Regions from separate parts of the Homo sapiens genome. Here regions 1 and 3 are each linked to region 2. A link is a contact called in ENCODE Hi-C or POLR2A ChIA-PET data. All regions are on one chromosome and are shown on one strand. Each heading gives the region's core, a stretch centred on a gene start or an enhancer-like site at or near the end of the contact. The rest is flanking DNA. Distances are from core to core; before and after follow the strand shown.

The links. Hi-C counts contacts between places; a loop is a spot of excess contacts on that map. ChIA-PET counts read pairs that join two places held with the same protein, here RNA polymerase II (POLR2A). Pooled maps may share reads with other maps.
Region 1: a map with no recorded cell type shows a loop between it and region 2 (4-fold over the local background). The contact joins two enhancer-like sites. A Hi-C loop is called at or near these places in 4 of 37 single-sample maps with no recorded cell type and 7 of 50 pooled maps. POLR2A ChIA-PET finds 5 or more read pairs at or near these places in 2 of 52 experiments (activated CD4-positive, alpha-beta T cell and activated naive CD4-positive, alpha-beta T cell).
Region 3: a pooled map shows a loop between it and region 2 (2.1-fold over the local background). The contact joins two enhancer-like sites. A Hi-C loop is called at or near these places in 1 of 50 pooled maps. POLR2A ChIA-PET finds 5 or more read pairs at or near these places in 2 of 52 experiments (A673 and MCF 10A).

Annotation. Positions count from the first base shown.
Region 1 is chr2:190,716,905-190,720,699 of GRCh38, forward strand. No RefSeq gene overlaps it. Among named protein-coding and RNA genes, the nearest start is that of NAB1, 70 kb to the left of the region's middle. Within about 2 kb of position 2,052, at least 5 of the 41 ENCODE cell types and tissues checked have a DNase peak (open chromatin) inside an H3K27ac peak, as active enhancers do.
Region 2 is chr2:190,582,025-190,585,626 of GRCh38, forward strand. The region is part of intron 4 of NEMP2-DT (NEMP2 divergent transcript); the gene reads left to right. It also overlaps a transcript of NEMP2 not described here. Among named protein-coding and RNA genes, the nearest start is that of NEMP2-DT, 49 kb to the left of the region's middle. RefSeq lists an enhancer at 1,216-1,385. Within about 2 kb of position 1,852, at least 5 of the 41 ENCODE cell types and tissues checked have a DNase peak (open chromatin) inside an H3K27ac peak, as active enhancers do.
Region 3 is chr2:190,430,613-190,433,973 of GRCh38, forward strand. The region is part of intron 2 of MFSD6 (major facilitator superfamily domain containing 6); the gene reads left to right. It also overlaps a transcript of NEMP2 not described here. Among named protein-coding and RNA genes, the nearest start is that of MFSD6, 24 kb to the left of the region's middle. Within about 2 kb of position 2,050, at least 2 of the 41 ENCODE cell types and tissues checked have a DNase peak (open chromatin) inside an H3K27ac peak, as active enhancers do.

The DNA.
Region 1 (3,795 bases), core at 802-3,301, 140 kb after region 2:
TGTATAAAGGCCCTACTACAATGTCTAGGGTTTCATAGTGACAACACAACACTGGTAGGCATTTTTCTTTTTTTTTTTTTTTTTTTGAGATGGAGTCTCGCTCTGTCGCCCAGGCTGGAGTGCAGTGGCGGGATCTCGGCTCACTGCAAGCTCCGCCTCCCGGGTTCACGCCATTCTCCTGCCTCAGCCTCCCAAGTAGCTGGGACTACAGGCGCCCGCCACTACGCCCGGCTAATTTTTTGTATTTTTAGTAGAGACGGGGTTTCGCCGTTTTAGCCGGGATGGTCTCGATCTCCTGACCTCGTGATCCTCCCGCCTCGGCCTCCCAAAGTGCTGGGATTACAGGCGTGAGCCACCGCGCCCGGCCGGCATTTTTCTTGTTGCTCTGGAATTGACAACTGGAATCCAAAGCTGAGGCAAAGAAGTGTCAAGGAGCAAACAATTAAGAAAAGTAAATGAATGGGGATCAGGAATCCCTTTCAGGGCTGGTTAAGAAGTGGCTGAACTTCCTCTGCTTCCCTAATCTTCATCTCTACCACCTGCTTCCAGTCCATATAAACAGATCGGGGCAAGAGGAGAGACTGTTGGTGAGTCATCTGCTTCCTTGGGGGGGCTGCAGAGTGAGGAGGTGCTTTTCCTGCTCCCTCCTCACTCACCAATTTGATGTCTGCTTATACGTAGACGGCCTGGCCCACCTCTGTCCAATGTGACAAGTAGAAAAGAGAATTGGAAGGAGGCAGAGAGAAAGGGTAGAGTGCTGCAGCTCCCATGCCTACCATTTAGCATTTGGTGATGGAAGTGTGATTTCACAGATCAAAGGAACGCATAGAAAGCAGCCAGCCTTGAGCCTGTCTCACCCATATCCCACCCAAGAGAACTGGCTGCCAGGAAAGTGGACCCTGGTAACAACAACAACAATAAAAACCAGTGGGGTGAATCACCAAGGGTAGGAGCAGATGGTAGAGACTGTGAAGTGGGAGGCATCTGTGGGGCTTCTGGAAAATTCACATAAGCATCAGTGAGGAAGCCAGTATTTGGATGTCTGCCACCAGCTGCCAGCCCTGGCCAGGCAGGTGAGAAACACTTGTCTGTCTCTCCTGTTCCTCCTCACTAGTCCACACAGATGGGAGGACTGCACAGAATAGAGGAGGATGCTGCCGGAGCAGGTGTGCTACTCCACACCCTGAGTCCCTCTGGTGGGGGCTGGCCAGGGCTGGCGGAGTGGACATTGGTCATTGCATTGGACCCAGACGGAAGCTTTAAATTGGACTTGCGAAAGGAAAATATCTTGGGCTTCCAAAATCACTAAGGAAAACTCAAGCTGGAAACTGCTTAGGGCAAACGTGTCTCGCATTCTATTCGCAGTCTCCCCTCTGCTCACTGAGATAGATTCATATCTGACTTGCCTCCTTTGGAAAGGCTAATCAGAAATCCAGAAGAATGTAACCGTTTGTGTATCAGCTATCTGTGACCTGGAAGCTCCCTCCCCGCTTCGAGTCTTCCTGCCTTTACTTCAAGTCGTCCTGCCTTTCCAGATGGAACCAATGTACTTCTTACATATGTTGATTGATGTCTCATGTCTCCCTAAAATGTATAAAACCAAGCTGTGCCCCGACCACATTGGGCACATGTCTTCAGGACTTCCTGAGGCTGTGTCATGGGTGCATCCTCAACCTTGGCAAAATAAACTTTCTAAATTAACCGAGCCCTGTCTCAGACCTTCAGCGTTCACAGACTATACCGAATCGGGCTGTTAATCTTTGAAAGTGACTGGAACCCTAGAGATCTAACCAAGATATTGTCAGGGAACTCAGCAGAGAGATCGTGAACATGGCAGAACTGAAGGCAAGTGACTGTAGAAAAATAAATTATTTCACGCCTGTACTTCCTACGAACAAGGATTGTTTAGTAAACTAGATGTGGTAGCCACGATTTTCATGATCAACAGAGTGGCAACAGGCAAGACTGAATGATGGGGCTTTGGGGAATTGCACTGGCGATGAATCACCCTGAGATTATGCAGGTGGGGTTTCCCCTGAAGGGACTGGAACTGCTCACTGCCAGCTGTCCTCAGAAGAGGTCAGTCATGGGGCGGGAAATCAGAATGCTGGGACTAGAGTCAGTCTGACTGGATTTCCCAGGAAAGGTGACTGTTGAGTCCCCAGGGCACTTCCTCCTGGAGGGGGAAGGACCTGTGCCTGGCACTGACTTATTCTCTGTTTTCTGTTTCCTTTCCATTGTCCCTGAACCTTTATTGTGATCTGATCAGTGTCTCAAATATTTTGACTTCTGATGTCCTGAGAGGAATTAAGGGGAAAGGTCCACAACCAACCCCTGAGGCAAAGCAGAGGAGGGTTATGACTTCTGTCCTCAGGCCACAGCAGTGGTGGCAGCCACAGGCACCAGCTGAGAACAGCTTTGCCCCAGAGGGACCAGTTTCTGAATACACATGACAGAGCACCTTGAGAGAGTCTCAAGATTCTTTAGCAGAACAGGGGACACTGGGAGTAGGGGCAGAGGGCACTCATTTTTGTCAATAAAACTAGTGTGAGTCAAACTACGATGGCTTCAGTTACACTATAAATAGAATTATCAAACAAGGGGACAAGCTCCTTGTCCCTACAAGTGCTTAAAAAATAAATATTTTTCTTTTAAGGAGTTTTCTAATGGTGTTCCTATGACATTAATTTATTAAACATTTAACATACTTTGCACTTACTGTATATCAAGCATTGTGCTAGGTTCCTTACATACAATTTCTATTAATAACCTGGTTTTGTAGTTGAGGAAACAGAAGCTTACAAAGTGAAATAAGTTGCCTTAGGTCTTGCAAATAATCAGTAGTAGAGACCCCCAAAGGTGAGCACACTAGAATACACCAGCCTAGTCGGGGAGGATGACCATCATGGAAAACCACTCACTGATGGAGATGTGCACAAATTGTTTTGGGCGCATATGACTTAGTGTTATGGGAAAGGGAAGAATAGAGGGAGTGGTCAGAGAAGGTATCTTTTTTTTTTTTTTTCTTGAGACAGAGTCTTGCTCTGTTGCCCAGGCTGGAGAGCAGTGGTGTTCAATCTTGGCTCACTGCAGCCTCCCCAGGTTCAAGTGATTCTCATGCCTCAGGCTCCTGAGTAGCTGGGATTACAGGTGTGTGCCATCATACCCGGTTAATTTTTGTGTTTTTAGTAGAGACGGGCTTTCACCATGTTGTCCAGGCTAGTCTTGAACTCCTGGCCTCAAGTGATCCTCCCACTTTGGCCTCTGAAGGTGCTGGGATTACAGGTGTGAGCCACTTCCCAGGCCCATTCAAGGCTTTTTAAAAGACGTGTCTCCAAGGCTGAGTCTTAAAGATGTGCAAGCAGTTAAAAGAAGAAGGAGGAAGCCTCCTGGGGGCAGGTGAGAGGAGGCTGACACTCCAGACGAAAGGGCCAGCCAAGTGATTCTCACAGAGATAGATCAATAAATATTAAGTTGAATGACAACATGGGCAAAGTCACCTAATCAAGACACCACATAGCTCTGGGGTGACAGGAGGAGACTCCATGCCTGTCAGGATGAAGTGCAGAGGGCGAGGCCAGGGAATGCCGGTGAGGCTGCAGATAGCACAGGTGGCCGTGCGCCAGAGGGAGAAGAAGCAACTGTGTGGACGGCAGAAATGTCTGGAGGTTGTTTTCTGAGAGTGGATCTTGGAATCTAAGATTTCTGAAGTGGAGCACTTCCAGATGAGAGGATCCATGGAGTGATGGCTGGCAATGCTGCCTGAAATGAACAAGTGCTAAGGGTCATTGGAAT
Region 2 (3,602 bases), core at 602-3,101:
ATGTAAGAGGTCATAGGTTGCTGGATGGACTGTATCATAGTAAGGATATGCTAGAGGTGTGTTATAATAAAAAATAACCTCCAAACACCAGTGGCTTACACAACAAAAGTTTATTTTATGCTGCAATGAGAGTCAATTGAGGCCTCTGTTCTACTTAGTCACTCGGGAACCATAAGCTGATAGAGGCTCCATTATCTCTATAAGAGGCTTCAGGGTTTACTGTGGTGTGAGCAAAGACATCTGGAATCAAGAGCTAGTTTTTCTATGCTTTGACCCACAAATAACATAATTCATTTTCCACCTGTATCCCTCTGGCCAGAACTCATCACATAGCTCAGCCTACCTATAAGAGCGCCGGGACACATGAGGGAACAGATGGAATATTGGGAGACCACTGATACTCCTTTTACATATACACCATTATTTTATATGCCTCTAAGGAATAAAAACCCACTATCAATTAAACTATGATGTAAGGCTTTCTTAGAATTAGATATTTGGACATAGACCTTAAAAAAATCATTTATCTCTTTTTTGCATACCAAAGAAGGTAAATTAATCAAAATAAATTAGTTGAAGTGTTCTTTAAAACTTCTGCACATTTGAAGAAGGTTGGCTTCTGATTCAGAGTTGCTGGTATGTGCTTTTCTACAGAGCATCAGACTCTGTACGAGCAAGAGCAGGGGTGAGGAAGCATTTCTTAAAAGAGTGCTCTGTGATAGTCTTTAAGACTTTTGTCTAAACCATGGTCACACAGTATGCAAGTTTTAATTCTGGAGCTTTATCGATCATATGAAGATGTTCGTGGAGGTTTTCTAACAATAACAGATCCTCACTTTTTCCTCAATTGGCCTCAGAAGTTCCATTGTTTACAGATTTGCAGCTGTCTGGTCAGGCCCTGACACTAACAGCCAAGTCACTACGTTTTCAGCAAGCTTGTTATTTAATGGACCAAGTTCTCATATAACTAAGAGGCAACTATCTCATGAATGCTGCTTGGCTAGATGTGATTGTGAGAAGTCATAGATTATAAGACCTATCCTGAAGTCAGAGATGTTGAAATGTAAAAATAGAGTGTGTTTTGGAATCTATTAAATGTCATACTTACCTAAGAGGAGCTTGAACTGAAATGCAGCCTTAACGATTTTTAAAAACTTGATGGGCAGAAGGAGAGAGGGCAACCTCTGTGATTTGAAAGTCATAGGTCTTTTTTTTTTTTTTTTAATCCCTAGAGATGACAGCTGGCAATCACTTTTAGGGAAGATTGTTCTTTCATTTTGAGAAAACAATCAGAATGAGTCATTTAGGTATTCAAACATAAATGAAGGCCTTGTTCTGAATTGGTGATTTTCAGCCAGGGTGACTCTGAGTGGCTAACATCTGTATTTTAACTCAACAGATTTTAAACGCCTGTTTTGTAATCTACAGGAATGTATCTCTGCATGTTGCGTCTTCCTTAGATAAATACTGATTGTCTTCAAAGTGTAAATTTGGATTATACTGGGACTTAAAGTATCACATATTCATTTGGAGATTTGTGTATATTCTTACTTAGAAGCAAAATCTGGCGATTTCATGTAGGATGTGCAGGCAAGATTTGCATCTCCTGCTATCAGACAGACCACACAGAAGAGCAGAACTGGACTTGGTAGAGCTCAACCAGGCCTGGACTGTCAATGTCTGAGAGCCACATCAGGTTGAATCATCTACAGTGTATTGATGTTGGACTGTTGTGTTTTCACGCATTGTCCTAATGGGTGCCATGGGACATGTTCATGGTTTTACTGGTCTTGTAATTTTAGGAAAAGTACTAAGATGCTGGTGCCAATAAATGATAAGTGAAGAAGTAGGCCATTCCCTCTTTGGCGCCTGGCCATGGATCTGTGCTTGGAGTTATGGATATCTTTGGCCTGCTTCCAAGTTTGGGTTGATAGGGATGGGAACTAAACAGGCATATCCCTATTGAGGACTGAGAGTGGGTTCCAGCCTCTCTGGGTTCAGGAGTAAGCTAGCAGTAGTAGTACAAAAATGTGCTTCCCCTCTGTTATTCCCCAGCCTTCAGTTAAACTTGTTAAAAGTGCAACTTTGTCTCTGGGGGCTAGAATGAAGTAAGCGAAGGTCTGTTTCACACTGAGATGACATGACAAAGTGGAAAGTAGAATGCTTTCCTCTGAGGTCAAAGAGGTAGGGTGGCAAATTAAGAGTGAAAGGTTTTTTTCTGCAATCACATTCACAATAGGGAATATGGAAGCCTGAAGAACATGGAAGACCAAAAATTTTCTTTGAAGCAAGCATAAACACTGAAAGAAATCAAAGGAAAAATCCACCATAGCTCCCTGGAACCAGGTCATGGTCAAATAGTGCCGCAAATCTCAGCTGATGTCCTGGGTCCTAAGAAATCACTTTCTCCTAAGAAATCATACTCAGTACAATTATGGGTGTTCATCATGATAGCTCCAAGTCCTCAAGAAAATGTTAAGTTTGTCAAACTTGTGTAAGAGCACATAAAAATTCATGCCACTGCTGAGAAAGACTTTTACACAATTTGTTAATATAAAGAAAATATGGCCAGGCATGGTGGCTCATGCTTATAATCCCAGCACTTTGGGAGGCCCAGGCAGGAGGATTACTTGAGGCCAGGAATTTAAGACCAGACTGGGAAACATAGCAAGGCCCTATCTTTGCAAAAAAAATTTTAAAAATTAGCTAAGTGTGGTGGCACACACCTGTGGTCTCAGCTACTTGGGAGGCTGAGGTGGGAGAATAGCTTGAGCCCAGTAGTTCAAGGTTACAGTGAGCTATGATTACACCACTGCTCTCCAGCCTAAGTGACAGAGTAAGACTCAATCCAACAAACAAACAAAAAACAACAATGAAAGAAAGAAAGAAAGAAAGAAAGAAAGAAAGAAAGAAAGAAAGAAAGAAAGAAAGAAAGAAAGAGACATAATGTACTAGCTTAACTTCCAGTCAGTTGGAAAGCTTGGTTACTGTAGATGTTGATATCCCTGAGAAACCTGGATAACCAGAGATTTGCTGTGTTCAGTCCATGGCACAGGCACTGCAGGACATTTTAAAGACAAACATGGTATTTTCCCTGAAAGCATTTGGAAACGTTCCCTGTGTGTTTCTAACAATGCTCTAGCAGCTCATATGAATCTAACAAGGATGAATTTATCTAAATCTTTCTTTATCCTATTTATATTTGTGGACTATGCAACATCTTGAGGATAATGAGTTCCATATGTTTACTACCCACTGTATAAAGTAATGCCATCTTTTATTTATCTTTAAACTACTTACATAGAATTTCAATGGGTGCCCCTGAATTTTAGCATTCCAGGATTTGAATATGTTCTCACTTTAGGGCTGCCTCTAGCCCATACAGGCCTCTATGCAGATAAGAAACAGCACCCACTCTGGGTGCTTAATTTAGAATGGGTGCTCCCTCTTTCGGACAGATACAGCCTTATGCCAGATGCATGGCTCAGTGAGAGGAGCATGGGCTAGATTTCAACCCCAGTCTAGTCCCCCACCCCCATGTCATGCCCTTGGCTAGGTGCCCTTGCAAAGTACAACTGGTACAGCCATATACAGCAGCCAGG
Region 3 (3,361 bases), core at 800-3,299, 150 kb before region 2:
ACAGACACAGCAACCATCCGATTTCTCAATCTTTTCCCCACCTTTCCCCCTTTTCTATTCCACAAAACCGCCATTGTCATCATGGCCCGTTCTCAATGAGCTGTTGGGTACACTTCCCAGACGGGGTGGTGGCCAGGCAGAGGGGCTCCTCACTTCCCAGAAGGGGCGGCCGGGCGGGCAGAGGCGCCCCCCCCACCTCCCTCCCGGACGGGGCGGCCGGCCGGGCGGGGGCTGACCCCCCACCTCCCTCCCGGACGGGGCGGCTGCCGGGCGGAGACGCTCCTCACTTCCCAGATGGGGTGGCTGCCGGGCGGAGGGGCTCCTCACTTCTCAGACGGGGCGGCTGCTGGGTGAAGGGGCTCCTCACTTCTCAGATGGGGCAGCTGGGCAGAGACGCTCCTCACCTCCCAGACGGGGTCGCGGCCGGGCAGAGGCGCTCCTCACCTCCCAGACGGGGTCGCAGCCGGGCAGAGGCGCTCCTCACATCCCAGACAGGGCGGCGGGGCAGAGGCGCTCCCCACATCTCAGACGATGGGCAGCCAGGCAGAGACGCTCCTCACTTCCCAGATGGGATGGTGGCCGGGAAGAGGCGCTCCTCACTTCCCAGACTGGGCAGCCAGGCAGAGGGGCTCCTCACCTCCCAGAGGATGGGCGGCCAGGCAGAGACGCTCCTCACTTCCCAGACGGGGTGGCGGCCGGGCAGAGGCTGCAATCTCGGCACTTTGGGAGGCCAAGGCAGGCAGCTGGGAGGTGGAGGTTGTAGCGAGCCGAGATCACCCCACTGCACTCCAGCCTGGGCACCATTGATCACTGAGTGAACGAGACTCCGTCTGCAATCCCGGCACCTCTGGAGGCCGAGGCTGGCGGATCACTCGCGATTAGGAGCTGGAGACTAGCCCGGCCAACACAGCGAAACCCCGTCTCCACCAAAAAAATACGAAAACCAGTCAGGTGTGGCGGCGCGCGCCTGCAATCGCAGGCACTTGGCAGGCTGAGGCAGGGGAATCAGGCAGGGAGGTTGCAGTGAGCCGAGATGGCAGCAGTACAGTCCAGCTTCGGCTCAGCATCAGGGAGACCGTGGAAAGAGAGGGAGAGGGAGACTGTGGGGAGAGGGAGGGAGAGGGAGAGGGAGAGGGAGCATGAGCATCTTGTTCTTTATTTTCCTAAGAAATTGCCTTAAATTTTTCTTTCATATCATCTCAATTTTTCATTTATGCTATAATACTTATAAATTCCAGAGCTTTTTATTCAAGTATTCCTTTTATCTGTCCATCCTTTTTCTTTAAAAATATACATTATTCTGGTATTGTTTCATAGTTGCATAATCTTCTCTTATTTCTGAAGATAATCATATATTCAAAAGTATTTTCCTTTTTACTTGGCTTCTGATTTCTCTGGACTGATAGTGTTTCCTGTTTTGGTTCTGTTTTTCATGTAACAGACTTTCCTCAAATGTCTTATAATCCTTGGTAATTACTCATATTTAGTGGAAGGTCTTGATAACTCTGAGTTCCTGTGTAGGGTCATTGGGTTGTGTTGTTTAGTTGGAGAGGTTTCAATATAAGCATCTAGAAGTCATTCCTCTTAGGCTAACCAGATTTTCTAGAGAAGAGGCTTTAACTTTCCTGCCTAGAGGATGGAAGTCTTGCCAGCCTCTGGGAACCTCCTGAAGAAAGTGGGATGGGGAAAGGGGCCAAGGCTCAGAATCCAGGATGTGTATGTTCACTTGATGCCCTGCTTTCAGCATGGCACCGTTTACAACTCTGCTTGGTGCTCTATGGCCAGAAAACCTCTGTGTTTCTTGTTTGTTTTTGTTTTTTGAGACAGAGTCTTGCTCCGTCACCCAGGCTGGAGAATGCAGTGGCGTGATCTCGGCTCTCTGCAACCTCCGGCTCCTGGGTTCAAGTGATTCTCTTGCCTCAGCCTCTAAAGTAGCTGAGATTACAGGCACCTGCCACCATGCCTGGCTAATTTTTGTATTTTTAGTAGAGACAGGGTTTTGCCAAGTTGGCCAGGCTGCTCTTGAACTCCTGACCTCAAATGATCCACCCACCTCAACCTCCTAAAGTGCTTGAATTACAGGCGTGAGCCACCGCACCTGGCCAAAATCTCTGTGTTTTACTTTCCAGAGGAAAATAACCTGCATTTGTTTGGGGTTTAGACTTTCAGTCAGCTCTATTTGAGCACCTCCCCAACCCCTGCCACCCCCGCCCCCCAACACACACACACTCTCTCTCTCTCTCTCTTTCACTCACTTACTCACACATACACTCTTTCTCTTACTTGCATATAAATCTAATATAGCTAACTCATGAGCCTTTCAGGGATTCCGAGTAGTAAATTTTATTAGTTCTTGGCTTTCCCTATAATCAACCAAGGTTTTAGTTTTCTCAGATCTACCAAGTCTTTTACCAATTGTTTACTTTCTGCTTTCCGTAATTTTATTTTATTGCTATTATGTGCCCTTTAATCTTTCTAGCTTGAATTATGACTTTTACAGTGTGTGTGTATGTTTGGGTGTGTGTGTGTTTATTGTCATTTTAGTGGGTTCAGGGAAGGATTCAAACTACATGTGTTTAATCTGCTCTCTTTACCCAGAAGTATCACATAATTTTATACATTTGAAACACAAGAAATGTTTCTTTGAATTTTGAGCTCAGGAATTAAATTAATTTAGAAAATAGATTTGAGGGCAAATTATTTTTTCTTTTCAGATGATGAAATGGAATTGGAGCCGCTGAGCTGGATAGGTGAAGGCACTAATGATGAAGGAAAAATAGGTATAGAACATTAAAGAAAGTCATGTATAGCTAAGCAGCAAAAGATTGGATTTTGCTTAACCTTCACATTTTCTAGGAGGAAAAAAATGTTTTTCTTTCACTATTAAGAAAAACCTGATTTGGAAACTAAATAGAGGTGGTGGCCATATACATTGTGAATATAGTAAATTACCGCTGAATTGTTCACTTTCAAAATGGTTAATTTTGTGTTATGTGAATTTCACTTCAGTTAAATTTTTTTTAACCTAAAAAACCGACATGAACATTTTCAAAGCTTACAGCTACATTGACATCTGGCTTTTGGGGATAACAGATAAATTGACTCCTTACACAGGTCTCCTTAAGTTGTGTTCCATTGTCTACCTAGGAGCTTTGTAGAGATTAAAAAATGCTTACAAGTATAATTTTAGAAGGTTTTTCAGAATGTTATTCATTTTGGGAAAACAAAGAGCAAGATCTATTCCAAGGGGTAGCAAGTGAAACTGATATTTTTCTCTAGTAAAGAAAGTGAAAGGAGGCAGGGTGCAGTGGTTCACGCCTGTAATCCCAGCACTTTGGGAGGCTGAGGCAAGAGGATCACT